2 separate regions of the Mus musculus genome follow, and region 2 is linked to region 1. The links are chromatin loops, found by intact Hi-C in ENCODE. Cell type or tissue: heart. All regions are shown on one strand. Each heading gives the region's core, and the rest is flanking DNA. Links, peaks and the distances in the headings are about the cores only.

Region 1 (5,386 bases), core at 327-5,326:
ACAAGACACCTTTAATAATCAGTTATATTCCTGTATTTTTATTCTTCTAAATGGTGTCAGATTGAAGTCTTCTTCCCTAAATGACAAAACATTTCATTAGTAAAACAGTGAAAGATCAATTCAAGGACAATTATGTTGTAAACAAACATCCATTATTAAGACACTTACTTTTCTAGAAGAAGACAATGTAAATAACGATGATGCAGCCTACAATCCATCCAACCAGGAGAAGAATGGGAACTATGAGGTGTGGTGATGTTGACTCTGCTTAGAAGCAATGAAAACAGATGCACTAGATCCTTTTGACATTCAACTTTACAAAGCAAAATAATAAATGATCTCTGGCGGAGGTGAGGAAAAGCATGCAACAATTGGACTCATACATAAGTGTTTTTGTCTTATTTTCTTCCGAAGGCAGCCTGCAAATGAATTATAAGCCCTGGATATTTGAAACAGATATTTGGGTTAAAACCAGAGTCGGCCTTTTATGTTCCATGACCTTGTGCAATTTTGAACTTGAAGCTTCCAGCTGGGTGGTAGAGTTTGTAGTTTCTCTGTCCTGGTTGCTTCCACAGTCAAATGATTCAGTGTGTGCAAAGCTTTGTAAACTTGAACCACGGTGCCTATGTTTAGTGTATACAGGACATACTCATGAGTTTGTTCAGTGATGGGCAGCTGTTTACACAGCAACAATCCAATATAACTGTGAGGTAGTTCCTACTAAACTGAATTACTTATAACATACAAGATTAGATTGTTTTGGAAATTATTCTTGATCTCAATAACTGACTTTAATCTTGAACTTCACGGGAAAAGGAAAACATCATTCCTTACATAATCACCATCAGAAAAAAATATTTCTTTAAAGTTAATTATTATCACCGCCAGCACTGAGCTTGGCTGTATGGGCAATAATAATCCAACACAGAGGAAAGACACTTGTGTAATGATTCTTGTACCTCCTGCTTGTGTCTAGTTTGTAAATTTATATTCATAGGTTACTATAATACAATAAACATGCATGCATATACCCCACCCAAAAGATTGAAAAAAACTCAGAAAGACATCTTATAGAATTAATGTCAGACTAAGACATACTCTTAATTGAAGAGCACAATGAGTTCCTATGCCATTAGCTAAGAAAGAGAATGGGTGTTCTTAACAAGTGCAGTCCCGTTACAATTTCCATCACTTCAAATGTGAAGGGTTGTTAATGCTATTAAAATAAAGTCACCGGGACATGTGGTACCTCTAAAATTAGAAGATACTTTCATAATAGCCAACTTTCTGAAGTTTAACTGAATCTTAATAGATTCAATGTTTTTGAAGTCTCTCTTATCTGAAAAAAAAAAATGGGATTCCCTTGCTTCTCCGAATTGTGCAGAATCCACCAAAGGGAGAAACCTCCTCCTCCTCCTTACCTGACGGTGCTGTTGCTTTAAGGGTAAAGCAAACATTATGAGACATACTTCACTCTCATTTGGGAGAAAGAATTTTTTGTGAATTAAGAGACCATTAGAGTGAAAGTACATGACAGTATTCTTTTTAATTATTCATGTAAGTGATATAGTACTTCTGTCAATTTCAATGAACTTGAAAATGCATAAACATTCCAATTAAGTATAAATGTTTAATGTATGTGTATTTTAATAAAATTTTATAGCACATGTTTTAATAAAATTTGCATGTCATTGAGCTCTAAAAGTAAATATCCCTTTATTTGTTATGCATTTTAAGACATTGTAACAGTCTGTGCATTTTAACCAAGTACAACTGCTTTGGTCATCTTTTTAGCACCAATATTTTTTTTCTACCATAAATTAAAACATCATTTGGAAATGCTAATACATGAAACTCAATGTACTTCCCAGGTTGCTTATATCAATGGCACAAATATCAATAAAACTTCTCTTTAAATGCAAGAGCTTTTTCAAAATGCTTTACTATTTGTCCAGTTCCAAGCTTATCAAACTGGCTACCACTGGAATTTCTCTTAGGGTCACTTCATTGTGGAGGAATACATGGACACATACTAATCCTCACAATCTCCATTTCCTTAGCTAGAAAACGGAGGTGGTAATATATGTAAGTCTCACAAGATTGTTGTCAGGATTGAAAGCTAAGATTTCCATGTATGTATTTTAAAACTGATTCTGACAAAGATATATTCAGTCTGTCGATTTTGTCATATTGGAATCAGTTATTTTATATAAGCATATAAATATGAAATAATGTTTAAGAATTAGAAAATTTAATTCAGATATGAGCATATCAGAGATGATTAAGCTCAATATTCTTATTTGACAGTCATAATATAGACTCAGAGCAGTGAGAGAGCCTCTCCAAACTCACACGGCCATCCTGCAGACCTGACAGAGCACTCAACTGTTCTTGCTTCTGGCCCAACAATTCCCAAGATCTCAGAGCTAGTTCAATACTGAGAAATAGTAGTTCACAATTCACTTTTCCAAAAAAGCGTGTATGAAATTATTATGTTTCACTGATCATTTCAAAATTATTCATCTTACAAACATGATCCAAAACTGCATATTTAATGCTTTTGCAGCCACATCAGAATATGTAGCTAATGGTTCTTTAACATAGATCCTACATTTCTCAGGGTCCAAATGCTAAAAAATAAAATTGACTAATCTGAAAGCTATTTTTGCCAAGAAACCTCTATACTTTTCAGCTTACCTTTCTCAGCCATTATTTCTATTGTTGGGTGGCTTAGTCAGGGCCAGGAGTCTTTCTTCCTTATTGTTATCCTGCACCTCTTTGAACTTTAAATAGAGAGATATCTGAAGAGTGTGGCAGCTGCTGCTCTCCTGCTGCCAATCGTCTACAGGGTGACAGGAGTCATTGGAAAGCACAACTCCTCTTTCTCCCATTTAACCTTTATTGTGGAGAAACAAGAGACTATGTATGTATATGACCTAAGCAAGTGAGCAAGCTGAGTTTTCCCAATGTACAGATACCCAGATTTTTATTTGCATAACATTTCATACAAGAACAGAATGTTCGATGAAAGGATATGCAAATTAAAATGAAATTGATAGTTTTCACCCTCCTAAGAGGGAGGGTGAAATATCAGTTAGATTTGCAGTTGGAGAGACTTGGGTTCAAATTACAACTTGCAGCTTCTGTAATGAAGTCCAAGCTCACTAGCCAGGGTACCAACTTGATTTCAGTGGCAACAGCATTATTTACTCTAATGGCTATTCTTGGTTGTCACACAAGCACGTTACAAAAAGAAGCTGCCCAAATGCCTATGGTTTCAACTCTTGTTATAATGTTGTCTGTTAACAAGCATATACCTATAGACTCATGGAGAATTCCTTATTTTTTATTGACTAAGAAGGGAAGACTAGGATCTGTTTTACTGATGGTTCTGTTGTTATGCAGATACCACCCTAAGTGGACAAATGCAACATTAAACCCCTTTCTGTGGTCACCCTAAAAGAAACCCACGAAGGGAAATCTTCACAGTGGACAGAACTTTGGGTAGTCTACATGGTCATACATTTTGTTTGTTAGGAGAAACAGACAGATGTGCAATTGTTCACTGATTCGTGGAATTTGGCAAATGGATTGGCTAGAGGGTCAGGGAATAGGAAAGAGAATGTTTGAAAATTTGGTGAGAACCACATCTGTGGAAGAAGTATGTGAATCCTTCTTTCCAAATGGGAAAAGGCTGTGAACGTGCTACTACCCCATGTAAGTGCTCATCAAAAGCTGACTTCGGTAGAGGAGAAATTCAATAATAAAGTATATAGAATGACTTATTCTATTGACTGTCAACCTCTTTCCTCACCTATTCCTGGCATTGGCCAATGGGCCCATGAGAAAAAATTGCCATGGTAGCAGAGATGTAGATAATAATACATAGTCTTCCAATCACCAAGCCTGAGCTGAGTGCCAGATCTACCAACAGCAGAGACAAAAATTAAGTCTCAAATACAGTACCACTGACCAGGATGACCAACCAGTGACCTGTTAAGAGGTTGACTATATTCAACCACTTCCTCCATGGAAAGTATAACTTTGTCCCTGATGTAGTAAATACTTATTCAGGTTATGGATTGCCTTTCCTGAATGTAACGCTTCTGCCAAGACTACCATCTATGGACTTACAGAAGGCCTTGTCCAACATTGTAGCTTTCTACACAGTATTGATTCTGACCAAGAAACTCACTTCATGAGTATGGAATCCACTGGTCTTACCTTGTTCCTCTCTATTCTGAAACAGCTGTGCAGATAGAAGTATGAAAAAGGCATTTTGAAAACACAATTATGGCATCAATTAGGTGTCAGCATCCTGGATGGCTGGGCTGGGGTTCTCCAGAAAGCAGCATATGCTTTGAGTCAGCCTTCAATATATGGTATAGTTTCTCCCATAGCCAGGATCCACGGGTCCAGGAATCAAGGAATAGAAAAGGAAATAGTTCCACTCACTATTCCCCCTAGTGACTAGGGAAACATTTGCTTCCTGTTCCCACTACCTTAAGTTCTGCTGGCCTATAACTTTTGGTTCCTGGAGGGCCACTCCTGCCAGGAGTGACAGCAAATGTTCCATTGAACCAGGAACTCAGACATCCCCCTGGCCACTTTGGGTTTCTTTTGCTTGCTTGTTTTGCTTTGTTTAGGTTTGGTTTTTTTGTTGTTGTTTTGTTTTTTATTGAATATTTTCTTTATTTACATTTCAAATGTTATCCCCTTTCCCAGTTTCCCTCCCTCCTGGAAACTCCCTATCCCATCCTCCCTCTCCCTGCTCTATGAGGGTGTTCCTCCACCAACCCAGCCAGTTCCACCTCCCTGTTCTCAATTCCCCTACACCAGGGCATCAATAGAGCCTTCATAGGACCAAGGCCCTCTCCTCTTATTGATGCAGGACAAGGCCATCCTCTGCTACATATGCATCTGGAGCCATGTGTGCTCCTTTGTTGATGGCTTAGTCCCTGGGAGTTCTGAAGGAGTCTGGTTGGTTGATATTGTTGTTCTTCCTAGGGGTTGCAAACCCCTTCAACTCCTTCAGTCCTTTCTCTAACTCCTCTATTGGGGACCCTGAGCTCAATCCGATGGTTGGCTGCAAACATCCACCTCTGTATTTGTAAGGCTCTGGCAGGGCCTCTCAGAAGACAGCCATATCAGGCTCCTTTCAGCATGCACTACTTGGCATCCACAATATAGTGTCTGGGTTTGGTAACTGTATGGGGTGTCTAATGCTTTAAGACAACAGACTGAGAAAAGAATAACAGTGATAGGAAGAATGGCTGATCCTGATTACTTGGGGGAAATTAGGTTGATGTGGAGACAATGGAAGTAAGAAAGATTATATCTGGAGTGCAGGAGATCTTTTAGGGCATTTCTTGGTGCTTCTATGTCC
Region 2 (5,386 bases), core at 291-5,290, 66 kb before region 1:
ATGAGCCAGTGTTCTCTTCTAGTCTCTGTGGATGCTGCACACATATGGTGCACAAATATATTCAGGCAAAAATAATCATACATAAAATAAAAACAACTTCTTAAAAATGAATGTACATTAGCCTTTCTCTAATCATCATCTATAGATCACTTATTCTGGATATTAATTAATATATCACAAGAAACTTAACCAACAAAAATAAATTTGAAGCATGGGGCTCATTTTATTATATATATTATATTGAATAGATATTCAATATATGTATTTGAATGAACACTAGAATATAAAAACTCTATGCCATCCTATAATACAATGAAGAAAGTTATTTTAATTTCCTAAACTCAGACATTTCCACAATCACTTGAGCTTGGAATCCATAACATTTCCACAATCACTTGAGCTTGGAATCCATATTCACAGCACAATTTTTTTTTTTTTGATTATTCAAGTCAGGGTTTCTCTGTGTAGCCCTGGCTGTCCTGGAACTCACTCTATAGACCGGGCTGGCCTCAAACTCAGAAATCCGCCTGCCTCTGCCTCCCAAGTGCTGGGACTAAAGGTGTGCACCACCACCACCCGGCTCACAGCACAATTTTACTATCTTTAAAAAGTGCAGTGAATGGAATTGCTGTCTGGAGACACATGATTTACATGTGGTTCGGGTCCGTCTGACATGTTAAAACAAAGTTAGTACTACCAGGGCATGTAAACCAATGGAACAGAGTGGATGACTCAAAAGTAAACCTGTAAGATTCTACAAGATACAGGCAGAGACAATACTTCCTGCACAGAACTCCTGTAGCACAGAACTAATCCTAGGAATTGACAAATGGGATTAGATAAAACTAAAAGGCTTGTGAAAAGCAAAGAAAACAATCACTTGAATGAAAGCTAGCACAGATCAGGAAAACAATATCTTTATTAATGATAGATCAGAGTATCAATATCTAGGATCAATGAAGAGCTACAAAACTTAAGCAGCCCTAAAACATTGTCCTTGTTGCTTGCAGTCAAAAGACAAAATCAAAGAATACATTTACTTTGGAGTTCTTAGCCTTTTGATATAGTGTTACACTGAATAGATGGGTTTTTTTTTTTTTTTTTTTGTTCTTGAGGCTTTAAATTTTATAGATGATAGATAGGTAAGTAGGTAGGTAGATAGATAGATAAGTAGATAATTAGATAGATAGATAGATAGATAGATAGATAGATAGATAGATAGATAGATAGATTTTTTTAATGACATTGCTTGAGGGCACCACATGAAGGAGCTTGGTTTGCCCTGGTCCACACTCTGAAAAAAAATGTATCTAAAGGTCCTTCAATCCATCTATCAGAATCTTTTGGGAACAAAAGATTGCCCTAGTACTTTTTGTATTTTGATGGTAATTCTGCTTCCTCAAGAGGGAATGCTCTGACTAGACACGACGTACTTAGGTGATTCCATGTGAACCTTCTCCACATTTTAACTGGTCAATAAAGACAACAGAAGCCAATCACTGGGTGAAGGATATGTGGGATTTCTGGGTCCCAGGAGGAAGAGGAGGAGAAAGAGAGGGAGATTGGGCCAGGCTGTGAAGCATGTAGTTTACTGTCTGGTTTTGTGTCAACTTGATACAAGCTGGAGTTATCACAGAGAAAGGAGCTTCAGGAAATGCATCCCTAAGATCCAGCTGTAAGGCATTTTCTCAATTAGTGATCAAGGAGGGAGGGTCCATTGTGGGTGGTAGCATCCCTGGGCTGGTAGTCCTGGGTTCTATAAGAAAACAAGCTGAGCAAGCCAGGGGAAGCAAGCCTATAAGTAACATGCGTCCATAGCCACTGAATCAGCTCCTGCTTCCTGGCGTGCTTGAGTTCCAGTCCTAACTTCCTTTGGTAATGAACAGCAATGTGGAAGTGTAAGCTGAATAAACCCTTTCCTCCCCAACTTGGTTCTTGGTCATGATGCTTGTTCAGGAATAGAAACCCTGACTAAAACAGATAGGAAGCGACAGACATAGTTTGTAGAGGCTGTGGGGGATAAGGGGGATGGGGCAGGATATTCTTCATCCAGCTGTTGTGTCATCTGGATGGTTTTAAAGTATTAAGACTGTCTGATGTTTTCAATCAGCAGCAACTCAGGTGGACAAGAAAAAGGGCATAACGTCAGGCAATCATTAGAGGTTTGGCAAAACTAGCTGTGGGCACTGGGTGAGATGGCTTTTGTGACACTGGGCAAAGAACAGAGACCAGACTGAAGTGTCTTGGCAAAGCTAGTCATGGGGGCTGGGTGAGACTGCTGTTGTCACCACTAGGCAAGGAGCAATTGTGCACTTGAAAATTACATGCAACACTGTTTGTGTGTGCTGTGTGATGGTCTACAGCACTTTTAAAATTTGTTTCACCAAAATATTACTTTGCTTTAATGTGCTATTCAGCTGATGTCTCTTTTTTCCAGCTTTATAACTTTAAAATACATATATTTATATTTAAAATAAAAATATAGCTCTGCACTGTTCCTGCCAAGGAAGAGATTGTCTCCAGGGAGGGCTCTGACCCTGGGGATTCAGGTGAAATCTCCATTTTCTCTCAAGTGACTGTCTAAGGTGGGACTAGCCAGGAGCACACAGGCTGCAGAAGCAGCAGAGCTACTGAGCAGGGTCCTTCCTGCTTCTATCTGTACCCAGGAGTTGGGGCTGTTCCACAGCCCTCTGTGCACTGTTTCTGCCAGAGGATGGCTTGTCTCCAGGAAATGCTATGACTCTAGGACTCAGGAGAGAGCTGGTCTCAAAGGAGTGCTGACACAGGCTTACAGACACACAGGAGGAACAAGCTCCAGTCAGAGACAGCAAGAACATCTAACATCAGAAATTACCAGATGGTGAAAGACAAACACAAGTATCTTACCAACACAAACCAAGACTACTTGGCATCATCAGAACTCAGTACTCCCACTACAGCAAGTCCTGGATACCCCAACACATCAGAAAAGCAAGATTCCAATTTAAAATCATATCTCATGCTGATGATAGAGGATTTTAAATAGGACATAAAAAATCCCCTTAAAGAAATACAGGAGAACATAGGTAAAAAGGTAGAAGCCCTTAAAGAGGAAACACAAAAATCTCTTAAAGAATTACCAGAAAACACAACCAAACAGGTAAAGGAATTAAACAAAACCATCCAGGATCTAAAACTGGAAGTAGAAACAATAAAGAAATCACAAAGGGAGACAACTCAGGAGATAGAAAACCTAGGAAAGAGATCAAGAGTCCTAGATGCAAGCATCACCAACAGAACACAAGAGACAGAAGAGAGAATCTCAGGTGCAGAAGATACCATAGAAAACATTGACACTACAGTCAAAGAAAATGCAAAATGCAAAAAGATCCTAACTCAAAACATCCAGGAAATCCAGGACACAATGAGAAGACTAAACCTAAGGATAATAGGTATAGAAGAGAGTGAAGATTTCCAACGTAAAGGGCCAGTAAACATCTTCAACAAATTATAAAAGAAAACTACCCTAACCTAAAGAAAGAGATGTCCATGAACATACTAGACGCCAACAGAACTCCAAACAGTTTAGACCAGAAAAGAAATTCCTCCTATTACATAATAATCAAAATACCAAATGCACAAAACAAAGAAAAAATATTAAAAGCAGTAAGGGAAAAAGGTCAAGTAATATATAAAGGCAGACCTATCAGAATTACATCTGACTTCTCACCAGAGACTATGAAAGCCAGAAGATCCTGGGCAGATGTCATACAGACCCTAAGAGAACATAAATGCAAGCCCAGGCTACTATACCCAGAAAAACTCTCAATTACCACAAATGGAGAAACCCAGGTATTTCATGACAAAACCAAATTTACAAAAACGTCTTTCCACAAATCCAGCCCTTCAAAGGATAATAAATGGAATACTTCAACACAAGAAGGGAAACTACACGCTAGAAAACGCAAGAAAGTAATCTTTCAACAAACCTAAAATAAGATAATAACAGGAAGCAACAATTTATTTTCCTTAACATCTCTTAATACCAATGGACTCAATTCCCCAATAAAAAGACATAGACTAACAGACTGGTTATGTAAACAGGACCCAACATTTTACTGCATACAGGAAACCCACCTCAGGGACAAAGACAGACACTACCTCAGAGTAAAAGGCTGGAAAACAATTTTCCAAGCAAATGGTCCAAACAAACAAGCTGAAGTAGCTGTTCTAATATTGAATAAAATGGACTTTCAACCTAAAGTTATTAAAAAAGATAAAGAAGGACACTTCATACTCATGAAAGTTAAAATCTATCAATATGAACTCTCAATTTTGAACATCTATGCTCCAAATGCAAGGGCATCCACATTCATGAAAGAAACTTTACTAAAGCTCAAAGCACACATTGTACCACACACAATAATAGTGGTACACTTAAACACCCCGTTCTCATTAACAGACAGATCATGGAAACAGAAACTAAACAGAATCACAGTGAAACTAACAGAAGTTATGAACCTTTGTGTTTCAGTGACCTAGCCCAGTATAAATTTTCAACTACAGTCCAGTGTCTGAATTGCAGCTACTCTGAGAAGGGACCTACTCTGCCAGAGACTCTGACAGCTTCACCATGCTTGGCCCACAGATCACCTGCCTCTTCCAGTTTTCTTTCTGAAATACAAATCTAATAATATCACTTTCTTTTTGTTGTTACTGTGACTTCCTTGTTATATTTGGCATAAAGTCCAAGCTAGTTAATTGGCATGGAGTTATGAACTTTTCTCTGTCTCATATACAATCTGGACCCAGGCATTACAGAGGTGCTTAAGTACATCTGTGTTTCAACATTTTTTTGTCATAATATAATGGTTTCTTTCTGCATTGCCTTCTTTTTGATGTCCAGTAGTCACTACAATGTCCATCTGGCAGAAGCCAACTCAATGTCACTCTGAACTTCATGGGTGGCTTCTTCAGAGTAAACATCTGCGGATGACTGACTTGTCTCTATTTTCCCATAACAGCGCTCATTTGACATGATATCATTCCACAATATTTATATTTTCTTTTTTAACCTGAAGCAAGCTTTACAATTACAAATTAGACAAGAAAAATGTTTAAAACCATTCTCAGCAGTGTATATTTGAGGACTATGTTAAAGTTAACATGTGTTATAAATTTTATATTATAAAATATTTCACAGAAAAATATATAAAATTAATAGAAATACATATTCTTGTTGATATATGTCAAGAATTAATGAAAAAGGAAACTATGAATTTGAGAAGAATGAGGAGAGGTATATGGGTAGGCTTGAAGTTATTATAGTTTCAAAATACAAAAGAAATGATTTTTAAAAATATATAAGTAATTCAATTACAGGTACTTCCCCACCTTGTAAGCCCAA

The links. Peaks named below come from ENCODE experiments on the same cell type or tissue, not always from the same donor. Only the 100,000 strongest peaks of a DNase experiment are listed, where the experiment ranks them.
Region 2: a loop joins it to region 1, with 7 times the contacts of the local background. A loop is called at or near these places in 2 of 42 quality-filtered maps.

The regions. Positions count from the first base shown.
Region 1 is chr3:63,481,118-63,486,503 of GRCm38, forward strand. It overlaps Strit1 (small transmembrane regulator of ion transport 1), which reads right to left and starts at 2,789. Exons shown (of 3, transcript NM_001369306.1): 1 at 2,698-2,789; 2 at 169-264; 3 at 1-76. The coding sequence starts at 2,710. The coding sequence ends at 173. In heart, for the core only: no CTCF peak of the experiment used is centred there; a DNase peak (open chromatin) is centred at 2,814.
Region 2 is chr3:63,415,243-63,420,628 of GRCm38, forward strand. No RefSeq gene overlaps it. Among named protein-coding and RNA genes, the nearest start is that of Gm34240, 21 kb to the right of the region's middle. In heart, for the core only: a CTCF peak has its summit at 4,548; DNase peaks (open chromatin) are centred at 2,229 and 2,729.